2 separate regions of the Homo sapiens genome follow, and region 1 is linked to region 2. A link is a contact called in ENCODE Hi-C or POLR2A ChIA-PET data. All regions are on one chromosome and are shown on one strand. Each heading gives the region's core, a stretch centred on a gene start or an enhancer-like site at or near the end of the contact. The rest is flanking DNA. Distances are from core to core; before and after follow the strand shown.

The links. A loop is a pair of places that touch in the nucleus more often than their neighbours do. ChIA-PET counts read pairs that join two places held with the same protein, here RNA polymerase II (POLR2A). Pooled maps may share reads with other maps.
Region 1: a loop to region 2 is called in a map of heart right ventricle, with 12 times the contacts of the local background. The contact joins two enhancer-like sites. A Hi-C loop is called at or near these places in 5 of 168 maps with a recorded cell type or tissue (astrocyte of the cerebellum, cardiac septum, endothelial cell of umbilical vein and 1 more) and 1 of 50 pooled maps. POLR2A ChIA-PET finds 5 or more read pairs at or near these places in 6 of 52 experiments (BJ, GM12878, H1 and 3 more).

The regions. Positions count from the first base shown.
Region 1 is chr7:131,621,792-131,628,069 of GRCh38, reverse strand. No RefSeq gene overlaps it. Among named protein-coding and RNA genes, the nearest start is that of PODXL, 68 kb to the right of the region's middle. RefSeq lists enhancers at 2,805-3,470, 3,471-4,138. Within about 2 kb of position 2,132, at least 10 of the 41 ENCODE cell types and tissues checked have a DNase peak (open chromatin) inside an H3K27ac peak, as active enhancers do; they include endothelial cell of umbilical vein and heart right ventricle, where a contact is called at or near this core.
Region 2 is chr7:131,511,111-131,517,555 of GRCh38, reverse strand. It overlaps PODXL (podocalyxin like), which reads left to right. Exons shown (of 9, transcript NM_001018111.3): 2 at 6,123-6,445. Among named protein-coding and RNA genes, the nearest start is that of PODXL, 42 kb to the left of the region's middle. RefSeq lists an enhancer at 3,423-4,282. Within about 2 kb of position 3,900, at least 13 of the 41 ENCODE cell types and tissues checked have a DNase peak (open chromatin) inside an H3K27ac peak, as active enhancers do; they include endothelial cell of umbilical vein and heart right ventricle, where a contact is called at or near this core.

The DNA of each region.
Region 1 (6,278 bases), core at 883-3,382, 110 kb before region 2:
GGAGGGCACTGCCCCGACACCTGCTGTTTCCTTCACATGGTCCTAAATGAAGGGCCAGCCCAAGGGGAGCAGCTGGGCCCCGCTGTGTTTTCAGAACCCAAGATTGCCTCTGGCATCAGCAAATAGCACCAGAAATTTTAATCAGAAGGCAGGGACAAAGTAAATAAATAAAAAGAAACCAGTGACAGCTGCCTGCCATCACCCTAATTAAAAACAAATATGCAATCCACCATGGTCAGCTTTCTGCAGTTCCTTGGCTCCCCCTTCACACACACACACACGTGTGCACACGCAGGCAATAGGCCACCTGTGTAGGGACAGAGGTCACCGTCATGCGGGCAGAGCCCTGGGCCCAGACAGAGAGAGACTCCTCAGTGCGTTTGAGTAGGTTACCCAGATAGACGCGGCCACAGTGCTGAGCCCCTGCAGTCTTGCGTCCTCACACCAGCCTCAAGCTTGTCCCTGGGAGCTGGACCTCCACCCCCAGGCTTCCCAGCATGCTGTTCCTTAGGACTGGGAAACTCCTGGCACAGGTTTCCAGGGCCCACTCCTTCCCTTCATTCCAATATTGCTCAGATGTCACCTCTTCAGAGAGGCCTTCTCTGCACATCCTATCAAAAATAGCACACGTGCAACCTGTTGCCTTCTTTTTATTTTTGTATTTATTTATTTTTTGAGACAGAGTCTTGCTCTGCTGCCCAAGCTGGAGTGCAGTGGTGCAATCGCAGCTCACTGCAGGCTCAAACTCCTGGGCTCCAGTGATCCTCCTGCCTAAGCCTCCTGAGTAGCTGGGACTACAGGCATGAGGCATCACATCCAGCTAATTCCTTTATTTTTTGTTAAGGCGGGATCTTGCTATGTTGCCCAGGTTGGTTTCCAACTCCTGGGTTTAAGGGACCTCGCAGCTGAGACTACAGGTGCTAGCCACCACGCCTGGCCTCCTGTCACCTTCTAACCCCTTGTGTCATTTTATTTGTCTTCCAAGCCCCCCTCTCTATGTGAGGTTATATTATTTTTACTTGTTTTCACTAGTTTATCTGTTACCTTCTCAGCCCCCTGTGCTAGCCCTGCACATTCACACCAACCTGTGGACAGGGATGGCTGGACTCACTGGGTCTCCCGAGCTGCTCAAACGATGCACGGCACACAGTAACCTGCCAACAAATATTTATCAAATGAACAAAGGGTTTTTCCTTCCATGTCAAGATGACCTCTCTGACTTACCATGGGAAGTGAAGCTGCTCTTTCCAGTAAAGGGTGAGGTGTAGAGTGTTCCCCTTCACTCTCGTCACAAGGCCACCAACCCGAGGCCTGCACAGAGGTGGCTCTAGGAGAAATGACCATCACAATAGCCTCCCTGTGCCAGGCCCTCTGCTAGGTTCTCTGCGTGTATTTATTTATTTATTCATCACTTATTTATTCCCTCTGATGACCTTAGTGGTGGCTATTTGTACCCCCATTTAGCAGATGAGAAAGCCAGGGCTTGGAGGAGGAACTTAAGTTTCCCAAGACCATTGAGCTCATCCATGATAGAGCCAGAACTTAAACTCACATCTGTTTGATTCCAGAGCTCAGCTACAAAGAAAGTTTTTCCTAGGACAAAACTACAGCCATTGAACCATCCCTACTAAAACCTCCCCTCAGCCACCCAGAAAGCACCTGGCCCTGACCCTGCTTCCTGGAGGTCACCAGACTGCCCAGGGAGGGGCGCATTTCCCACCTGCACACTCACAGCACTGACGGTGCTGAAGGAGTTAATGAGACTCAGCCTCGCACCCAAGTTTCCAAAGACTCATCAAAGCCTTTGGGGGGATGAGGGAGAGGTGGGTTTGGTGGGAGCAGGGGGAGGGTGCAGAGGGCAGGCTGTGGGATGGAACGCTCTCCTTTCTAAGCATTGTCTGCCGTTATCACAGGGCAGGGAAGAGCTTGCTCAGAGGCTCCCCCTTCCCTGAACGGATAGACATCTCTTGGAGTTATCTCAGCCAGAGGAGAAAGCTGTCACCCCAGGGCAGCCAGACTCCCGAGGCCTAAGACAATGGGGCGGAGTTTCCGGCCAGGGTCAGCTGCAAGATGGGAGGCAGGGCCCCAAGACGGCCAGCAGCAGGCAGAAACTCAGGGCACTGTCAGAGAGACCCACGGGGGCAGGGAGACCCAGGCTCCAGGACGCCCCAGCTGTTGACTCACTGCATGTCTCAGGAACAAGTCACTTCTGTGTGTCTTTGTCTCCTCCTCAAAAGGACAAACTCATCCCACACCTGCCCCTCCAGGGCTCAGAGGAGATCGGCCAGGGAAAGGGAAATGGAAGGCCAGCTACTAACAGAGAGAGGCTTTAAGTAACAACACAGTTTTCGCTGAGTGCAATAGCTCGCACCTGTAATCCCAGCACTTTGGGAGGCCAAGGTGGGCAGATCACTTGAGACCAGGAGTTCAAGAACAGCCTGGCCAACATGGTGAAAACCCGTCTCTATTAAACATACAAAAATTAGCTGGCACGGTGGCAGGTGCCGGTAGTCCCAGCTATTCAGGATGCTGAGTCAGGAGAATCGCTTGAACCTGGGAGGCGGAGGTTACAGTGAGCTGAGATCACACCATTGCCCTCCAGCCTGTGTGAAAGAGTGAGACTCCATCTCAAAAAAAAAAAAAGAGAGAGAGAAATAACGCAGTTTTCCAGAATCCTGAAGTTTCCTGTGCACAGGCGCTCCATGGGCACTTTCCACAGGTATCATCTCACCTTAACCCCCACAACACTCTGAGAAGTAGGTACTTTCTTTTTTTTTTTTTGAGATGGAGTCTCGTTCTGTCACCCAGGCTGGAGTGCAATGGCATGATCTCAGCTCAATGCAACCTCCACCTCCTGGGTTCAAGTGGTTCTTGTGCCTCAACCTCCTGAGTAGCTGGCATTACAGCTGCCCGCCACCACGCTCAGCTAATTTTTGTATTTTTAGTAGAGATGGGGTTTCACCATGTTGGCCAGGCTGGTCTTGAACTCCTGACCTCAAGTGATCCACCCGCCTCGGCCTCCCAAAGTGCTTGGATTACGGGCGTGAGCCACCACGCCTTGCCAGAAGTAGGCACTTTCATTGTTCCTGCTTTACAGATGAGGAAACTAAAGCTCCAAAGGGTTAAGTCACTTGCCCTAGGAACTTCTGTGCTGCATTTTTAGATCCCACCATCCTCTAGCCTTTCCAGTTACTATCAACTCAATTATGGGTCCAGAGCTCCCCAGGAAACTTTCCACGAGGAATGAGGATGGTTCTATTGTCTGCCACAACACCTCTGACCCATTTAAGCCACAGACAGTATGGGCCCGTTGACCAACATATGGAGCTGTGGAGCTGTGTGGTTCTTTTCCGCTCTAATGATACATTTCCTGCTTCATGTCATCGCTGGCTTTTGGAGACCCTTTGATGGGCGGGGCCCCCTCATGGCACACAGCTCACTAGGTGGGTAAGGACCCTGGGAATCAGGAGATTGAATTTCAGGCTCAGTTCTGCTGCTAACGGCAGTGTGACCTCTGCCTGTCGCATGGTGGGAAACCTGCCCTCCACACTTTAGAGTGGCCTTCCCAGGGCCCACGTGAGCCCTCCCCGCAGTTGGTCCTATGCAATGTGCTAGTGCTGAGTTGCTGAAAGGGCAGTAAAAAGGAGAATGCTCTCCAGGAGGTAAGGAAGGACGCATGTGAGGTCAACACTGTTCAGCACAGAACATTGAGGCAGAACAAGTTCCCCACGGGAGGCCCCGAGGCCCCACTCTGCAGCAGGAGCTCATACAGGACCTGGACACCTGAGATGGGACCCAAAGCTGAATCCAGGGGTAACAGATTCTGCCAGGGGCCAATCTAGCCAAGCACGAGTTACCTGTCCAGTCTCTATTAAACATACAAAAGTTAAATTCTTTGATCATGCAGTTCGATGTCTTTGATCATGCAAATAATTTATAGACCCCAGAGCCTTGTAGTAAGCTTATTGCCCAAAGAGGCTCAGTGAACACACAGAAACTCTAGGACTGTTAAAGGCAGAAGAAACAAAATGACCTTCTTAAAAGAAAGTATCATCTTTGGCCAGGTGCAGTGGCTTATGCCTATAATCCCAGCACTTTGGGAGGCCGAGGCAGGCGGATCACGAGGTCAGGAGTTCAAGACCCACCTGGCCAACATGGTGAAACCCCGTCTCTACTAAAGACACAAAAAATTAGCCAGGTGTGGTGGTACACGCCTGTAATCCCAGCTAATTGGGAGGCTGAAGCAGGAGAATCGCTTGAACTCAGGAGGCGGAGATTGCAGTGAGCCGAGATCATGCCATCGCATGATCCAGCATGACAGGGTGAGATCCTGTCTCAAAAAAAAAAGCATAATCTTTTAGAGCACCATCTCCAAGCACGTACATGGGGCAGATTTGAGGGTGGTTGTTGATGCTGAGAGTTTAAGTTTAAACAGGGCATTTGAACAGGGCGCCCAGACCAAAGATCCAACTGATTTTTCTAGGTGTGACCCCGGTACTCCAGCAGAACCTTTGAGGTTCCTGTCAACTCTATTTTTGTCCCTCTGTCTGGGAAAACTGACTAAATTTCCTTTTATTTGGAACCAAGCCCAACTCTGAAGTTGGGTGGATGTAGTCACACTTCCGCACCCAAGTTTCCGCAGGTTTGAAAACAAGGCTGGGTGTTGCAGAGAACAGCTGTGCTAACAAGCACGGGTCTTATCTGTCGGAGCCTCATCCTGCCGGGGTGTCCCGTAGAGCCAGGGCAGTGACTGAAGAGTGGCCAGCCACACCCCCACGGGCCCGGGGGTGGGCAGGGATCCTGAGCCAGAGTCACAAAGGGGCTGGCTTATCAGATAAGGAGCCCCTGGGAAAACCCTTAGCAAGGATCTGAAGAGTCCGTTCACCGGGATGGGGGACTTGCCTCCCAAAACTGCTTCCAGAACCTTCTCCAGAAAGACTGGCCTGCTTAACCCCACCCTACCTGAGCTGCCTCCTTTCTCTGCATTCCAGTACCCAAGTCGCATTGAGTCAACCCATCTCTGCGCACAGGGTCTAGCTCTCTTTCTAATCAACTATAAGCCCTCGGAGTCATCACGTGTCCTCTTCCATGCTGGACCCTTTATCAAGGCCTGCCTTGGAGGGAGCTTTTTCCATCTGCCTGGATGCCTCGGTGGTTCTCAACTGTGGCTGCACAGCAGAGCCATCTCAGGAAAGTTAGAAAATACCCCTGCCCTGGGCTTACCCCAGAGTTTCCAGTTTAACTGGTGTGGGATGCAACTCCAGCATTGGGATTGATTGATTAATTGATTGATTGGAGACACCGTCTTGCTCTGTGGTCAGGCTGGAGTGCAGTGGTGCAATAGCACCTCACTGCAGCCTCAACCTCCCAGGCTCAAGCAATCCTCAGCCTCCTGAGTAGCTAGGACCACACGTGCACCCCACCTCACCCGGCTAATGTTTTTTGTTTGTTTGTTTTGTTTTTTCATTTTCTTTGTGGAGACAGGGTCTTGCTGTGTTGCCCAGGTTGGTCTCAACTTCCTCGCCTCAACCCATCCTCCCACCTCAGCCCCCAAAAGTGCTGGGATTACAGACGTGAACCACTGTGTGCAGCCCTTGGTATTTTTTTTAAAATATGCAGCCAGGGCTGAGGTCTTCTGCTCTGGAGTGTGGACACCAACCTGGAGCTGCAATTCCTAACTCTAAAGGCTGGGAATTTGAAATGAGGACCCAGGAGGGAGCGGGTAGAGTTCCCCCACACAGCCTCTTTAAAGAGCACAGAGATCGGCCAGGTGCGGTGGCTCACGCCTGTAATCCCAGCACTTTGGGAAGCCAAGGCTGGTGGGTGGATCACAAGGTCAGGAAATCAAGACCATCCTGGCTAACACAGTGAAACCCCTTCTCTACTAAAAATACAAAAAATTAGCCGGGTGTAGTGGCAGGCACCTGTAGTCCCAGCTACTCGGGAGGCTGAGGCAGGAGAATCGCTTGAATCCAGGAGGCAGAGGTTGCAGTGAGTCGAGATCGCACCACTGCACTCCAGCCTGGGTGACAGAGCGAGACTCTGTCTCAAAAAAAAAAGAAAAAGCACAGAGATCAACATAGTGAGTCCCTCATTGGACTGGGGCTGCTGGCTGGGGGAAGGGAATTGGCCACAGGGTAGAATCTTCCTCCCTCCCAAAGCAGAGACCATGACTTCCAGCCAGGAAAGATATCAAAATGCTTATCAATGGACATAATCGGTCAGAACAGTTCCCTGACCATCCAGACTGATGCCAGCCACACTGTTATATACCTACT
Region 2 (6,445 bases), core at 2,651-5,150:
TTGTAGCCACCTAGTTTGTAGTCATTTGTTAACGCAGCCATGGAAAAGAAATGCACGATTCATTCAAGGAACGCTGAGTCTGTGAAAACATCGAGTTCTGGGACCTGGTTGACTGGCTGCGTTCTCTATCGTTGTGAGTCAACACAGTTCCCAGTTTGCGGGCCCTACACCTAGGAAGTCAGTGAGTTGCCCGTCCATTCTGATCCTAAAGAGCACACAAGCTGTTAGCTGCTGCTCGAAATAGCCTTGGTTAGACCATTGCGATCACTACGCTGGTCTTGCTGCCCACTGTGGAAACACACACACCTTTTTTCCTGGAAACGAAATTCTGTTATTTTCTCTACACTAAGGAACCTGGTGTCCGTCCCCACTGAAATCAGCAGCATTTCCTATTAACATACCTGACCAGTGAAGGTCAGCCACAAGAGTTCTCAGAACATATGAATAGTCCTCTTAACAATATCCCAAATGTAATCAAATCCAAGCCACTATCAATTATAGGATGCACTATTATTTTATGAACCACTAAGAAAAAAAGCCAAGCATGGTGGCTTGCACCTGTAATCCCAGCAATTTGGGAGGCTGAGGTAGAAGGATCACTTGAGCACAGGAGTTCGAGACCAGCCTGGGCAACATAGGGAGATCCTGTTTCTACAAAATTTCTCAGGTGTCGTAGTGCACACCTGTGCTCCCAGCTACTTGGGAAGCTGAGGCAGAAGGATCACTTGAGCCCAGGAAGTTGATGCTGCAGTGTATCATGCCACTGCACTACAACCTAGGTGATGGAGCAAGACCCTGTCTCAAAAAAAAAAAAAAAAAGAGAAAAAAAAGCACCACAGTCAAAGCGTGACCCACAATTATTTATAATACATTCTCATTTCAGAGACATGGAAAGATGTGAATCTCAGAAGTCATGAATTATGTTGCTTAAAGCCTTGTAAAGGGAGTGTCATTTGAGTTCTCATGACACACCAGAGCATGAGTGAGCAGGACATACATGATAAACACTCTGTTTCTCCAAGACTTTTTTTTTTCTTCTGAGACACAGTATCTCTCTGTCTCCCAGGTTGGAGTGCAGTGGTGCTATCTCCTGGGTTCAAGCAATTCTCCTGCCTCAGCCTCCTGAGTAGCCAGGATTACAGGCATGCGCCAACACGCCCGGCTAATTTTTGTATTTTTAGTAGAGACGGGGTTTCACCATGTTGGCCAGGCTGGTCTCAAACTCCCGACCTTGTGATCCGCCTGCCTCAGCCTCCCAAATTGCTGGGATTACAGGCGTGAGCCACCGTGCCCAGCCAAGACTTTCATTTCTTCCTATACATTGTTCCAGGGAATTTCTGACAACTCAGCTTTATTTAATGTAGGTTTCCATTGAGTCCAGGTTTCAGTCATCCAACTAAGAAAGCAATGAGAACTACCTGTAGCTGCTTGAGTCAGCATATTGGATCCAAAACCTATGCTATGCATACCCATACTGGGTAATTCAGCCTGATGTAAAATTATCATCATCCTCCTTTTGATACAGCACCCTTATGTTAAATATCCATAAATATTTGCAAGTTTTTTTGTAGATATTTTTAGTGTGTGAGCCTTCTCCTAGGTCAGAGTCTGTGTTTTTCCTCCTGGGACATATTGGAATCTGACTGTTGTTATAGGTATGAAGAAAATAAAGAGCAGTGGGGATCATGATGAGATTTGGCTTTCGGTGCCAATGAGCTGAAGTGAGGTTATTGAGGATCTTACAGGAGAGCAGTGGTAGAGCTTCCTGGCAAGTGAATTCCATTGAAGATGGAGATTTATGGGTAGTCTGATTCATCTACACCCTCTCATGTCACCATTTAATTCTCTAAGTTGGCCAGGCGCGGTGGCTCACGTCTGTAATCCCTGCACTTTGGGAGGCCAAGGTGGGCGGAATATCTGAGGTCAGTAGTTCGAGACCAGCCTGGCTAACATGGTGAAACCCCATTTCTACTAAAAATACAAAAAATTAGTTGGGCATGGTGGCGTGCACTTGTAATCTCAGCTACTTGGGAGGCTGAGGCAGGAGAATTGCTTGAACCTGGGAGGCTGAGGTTGCAGTGAGCCGAGATCGCACCATTGCACTCCAGCTTGGGCGACAGGAGCGAAACTCTGTCTCAAAAAAAAAATTCTCTAGGTCCTATTTTCACATAAGAGACCTGGTGAGCTTATGAATTAAGTTAACACCCTAATTCGGCAACTCACGGAATTAAGCTTTTAAAGTCTTTTAAAGGGCCCTCTCAGCCCTTCAGCTGCAAACAAAGAGACTCCTTGAATGTGTTCTTGGAAAGTCTCTGGTTTTCAGTCTGTGCTTTTATAGGAGGTTTAGGAATTTGAATTTGTTGTTCTCTTTCTTGAAACCAGTAGTTTTTACTGGCAGTGATTTTGTCGCCGTCAGGAGACATTTGGCAATATCTGGAGACATTTTTCATGGTTACAACTGGAAAGGGGCGTGCATGTGTATTACTTGCATCTAATAGACAGAGGCCAGGAATGCTGCTCAGCATTCTGCGTATAATGCATAGGACAACTGCCTATAACAAGAAATATCCAGTTCAAAATGCCAATAGTTTCAGAGTTGACAAATCCTGTTTTAAGCTGTTCACCACTGTAAGAAGCAACCATCCAGGGCTGGGTGCCATGGCTCACACCTGTAATCCCAGCACTTTGGGAGGCCGAGGCTGGAGGATCACTTGAGCCTAGAAGTTTGAGACTAGCCTGGCCATTATAGTGAGATCTCATCTCTACAAATTAGAAAAAAAAATTAGCTGGGTGTGGTGGTGCGTGCTTGTGGTCTCAGCTACTCGGAGGCTGAGGTGGGAGGACTGATTGAGCCTAGGAGGTCAAGGCTGTAGTGAGTCCTGATTGTGCCACTGTACTCCAGCTTGGGCAACAGAGCAAGATCCTGTCTCACAAACAAAACAAAACAAAAAACAATCATCCCACCAATTTCTTAATTCCCTAAATATGCTGATATAGTCCCTTAGCAATCTAGTATCTTGCCAGATGACACTATGATGCCATCAATAGTAAGAAGCACTGTTACTTTATGAACTACTAAGAAGAAAAAATGCCTGTCAAACCCTCACATTGCACTGTTCCCCCCGCCACCCCACTTTTTTTTGGAGACTGTGTCTCACTCTGTCACCCAGGCCGGAGTGCAGTGGCACAATCTTGGCTCACTACACCTCCGCCTCCCAGGTTCAAGCTATTCTCCTGCCTCAGCCTCCTGAGTAGCTAGGATTACAGGTGCCCGCCACCACGCCTGGCTAATTTTTGTATTTTTAGTAGAGATGAAGTTTCACAATGTTGGCCAGGCTGGTCTCAGGTGACCTCAGGTGATCCACCTGCCTTGGCCTCCCAAAGTGCTGGGATTACAGGCATGAGCCACCGCACCCAGCCTGTATTGCTTTTTAAAACACATTTGGTGAGTGTGCCTTTCATACTCTGGCAGCAGCCACTGGGCCACACCAAAGCCACTTCCTGGGCACTTCACTCTAGATTAGAGGTGATAATGTGACTGCTTATCCTTGAGATATCATGGGACACTTGCAAGTATTCCTTAATACTTGCAGAATTTTGACTGCCCTTTGTCCCCAGTAAGGCCTGACAACCAATCCTTGAAGTCTTGCTGCTGGCGGCTACTCCTGATAAACATTTCTGCTTTTCAGTAGCAAAATGTGTGTGTAAAAGATATGGGGATACTGTCCAGTGTATGGAGTAGCTGGGATTGCTGGAGGCCACATGCAGGGCTACTTTGAACCTCACTCAAGCCAGGCTGTAGATTCAGGGAGGCCAGCGCTGCTTACCCATGCCAAGCACTAGGTGGCGCTGCGGCCCAGGATGAGTGCTTGGCCTCACCTCCATGCATGATGTCACCACTCCTGCCTGCAGAGCCCGTCACGGCTGGAATGAGACTGCACGTTCATGGTGGCACTGCCACCTGCTTATGCTCATCCCAGGGGAGGCTGGCAAGGCAAAGAGCTGGCATTTTCATAGGAGCATCAACATAGGAGGCAGATTCTGCTGCCATCAAGTCTCACGGGGTGCGGAACTCCCAAATATAGAGAAATGGTATGGGTGCTGGCTGGCACAGAGTACGGGATGCAGCCATCAGCCCCCTTCCCACCACTCCCTTCTGCTCCAGACAGAAAACTAGGAATCACCTTAGATTCTCTTCTTCCCTCACTTAGGACATCAACAAGCAGTTGATCTCCAAAACAGTCTTGACTCTCTCCACCTTTTGTCTCCAGTGTCAATAGCTTCCTGTGGCCAACGCTGTTCATTCCATCTGGATTACTGTGATTGCCTCCTAACTTCTCTTTCCTCTTCCACACACTCTTCTTTCCAGTCTGCATTCCCCAAAGCAGCAGGAACAGGTTTCTCTGTAAGTCATCCTATAAAACTTCTGTGCTTTAATGCCTTCAGTGGCTTCTTTTTTGCACCAAGAATAAAATCTGGAATCTGCATGTTGGCCTCTGAGGAGTATGATCTTATGTCTCCTTCTTCTGCGTAGGATGTGATTTTTTTTTTTTTTTTTTTTGAGACGGAGTCTTGCTCAGTCGCCCAGGCTGAAGTGCAGTGGTGCCATCTTGGCTCACTGCAACCTCTGCCTCCCGGGTTCAAGCCGTTCTCCTGCCTCAGCCTCCCAAGTAGCTGGGATCACCACGCCCAGTTACTTTACTACCATCACCACGCCCAGCTTATTTATTTTTTATTTTTAGTAGAGATGGGGTTTCTCTATATTGGCCAGACTGGTCTGTAACTCCTGACCTCAAGTGATCTGCCTGCCTCAGCCTCCCAAAGTGCTGGGATTAAAGGCATGAGCCACCACACCCGGCTGAATGTGATTTTTAAGAGGGCCTTTTATTCTCAAAAATGTCTGGTTTGGACGCTCAGTTGCTATCACTGTCATAAGACCCTGCATTTTCTCAGCCCTGAACCTGACCCCTCCTTACCAAACTCCATTCCTGCTTGTCTTCTGTCAGCAGCTTTCCCTACTCGGGGGCTTTGCAGATTCTGTTCCTTCTGCTGGGGACACTTCTCCTCCCATTCTTCACACAGCATTCTCCTTGCTATCCTTCAGGGCTTAGCTTAACCATCATCGCAGAGATGCCTTTCTTTCCCTCATTCGACATGGTCCCTCCCCGCTCGTCTCTGCATCATTTCCTTCCTCACTTCCTCCGTGTAGTAAGCAGATTTGACGGCTGCTCTGTCCAGGTGGTTAGTCTCTGCCTCCCCACCAGAGTGTTAGCTTCTTGAGGGTACGACTCTCTGTGTCGTGTTCACCATTGTGTCTCCATTGCCTGACACAGATCCTATTTCCTCAAGAAATGACAGGTGAAGCCACCATGCTGCATGCAGTCCGGGCACTCGGCCTTTCTTTCTTGGCACAGCTCACCTAGTACTGAAATAGTAATTTGTGTAATTTCAGTTTATCATCAGTTTCTCCTAGATATAACTTCCATGAGAACAGGGCCCATGTCTTTTTTGCTTAAGCTCAGAACAGGGCCAGGGCAGTTCAGGAAGCATTAGTCTGTGGAATTTTCTGTGGGCCACGTGCCTGGGAGCTGGGGAGGAGGAGACAGAGGTGTTCCTGGCAGCTGGTTCTGGGGTAGCATATTGAGAAACTTAAAGGGGATGTGTGTGGGGCTGGACGGGGAGGGCAGGGCATGCATGACAGCCTCCACGTGTGGTGGGCCTCATTGGCCTGGGCTCGCCTTCAGCAGAATTTTGCTTTTCTGACCCTGCTGCACTCCAAGCTGCCCTCTTAGAGGTTTCATGCCAGGCGTGGTGGCTCACGCCTGTAATCCCAGCTCTGAGGGAGGCAGAGGCGGGAGGATAGCTTGAGCCCAGGAGTTCAAGACCTGCCTGGGCAATATAGCAAGACCCCATTCTCCACAAAAAGGAAGAAGAAAAAAAAAAGACAGAAAAAAGAGGTTTCTTGAACCTCCGAAAATTCTGGATTCACCAAAGACCCAGGCCTTTAGCAAGGCAGACAGCAGGGCTGCGAGCAAGGCCTCTGAATCCTGGGGAAGAGCTGGAGAAGCGTGGTGAGGAAGCCTCCCAGCCCTAACTCCATTCTCTGTTATCTTTACAAACAGCAACCCAGACTACTACGGACTCATCTAACAAAACAGCACCGACTCCAGCATCCAGTGTCACCATCATGGCTACAGATACAGCCCAGCAGAGCACAGTCCCCACTTCCAAGGCCAACGAAATCTTGGCCTCGGTCAAGGCGACCACCCTTGGTGTATCCAGTGACTCACCGGGGACTACAACCCTGGCTCAGCAAGTCTCAGGCCCAGTCAACACTACCGTGGCTAGAGGAGGCGGCTCAGGCAACCCTACTACCACCATCGAGAGCCCCAAGAGCACAAAAAGTGCAGACACCACTACAGTTGCAACCTCCACAGCCACAGCT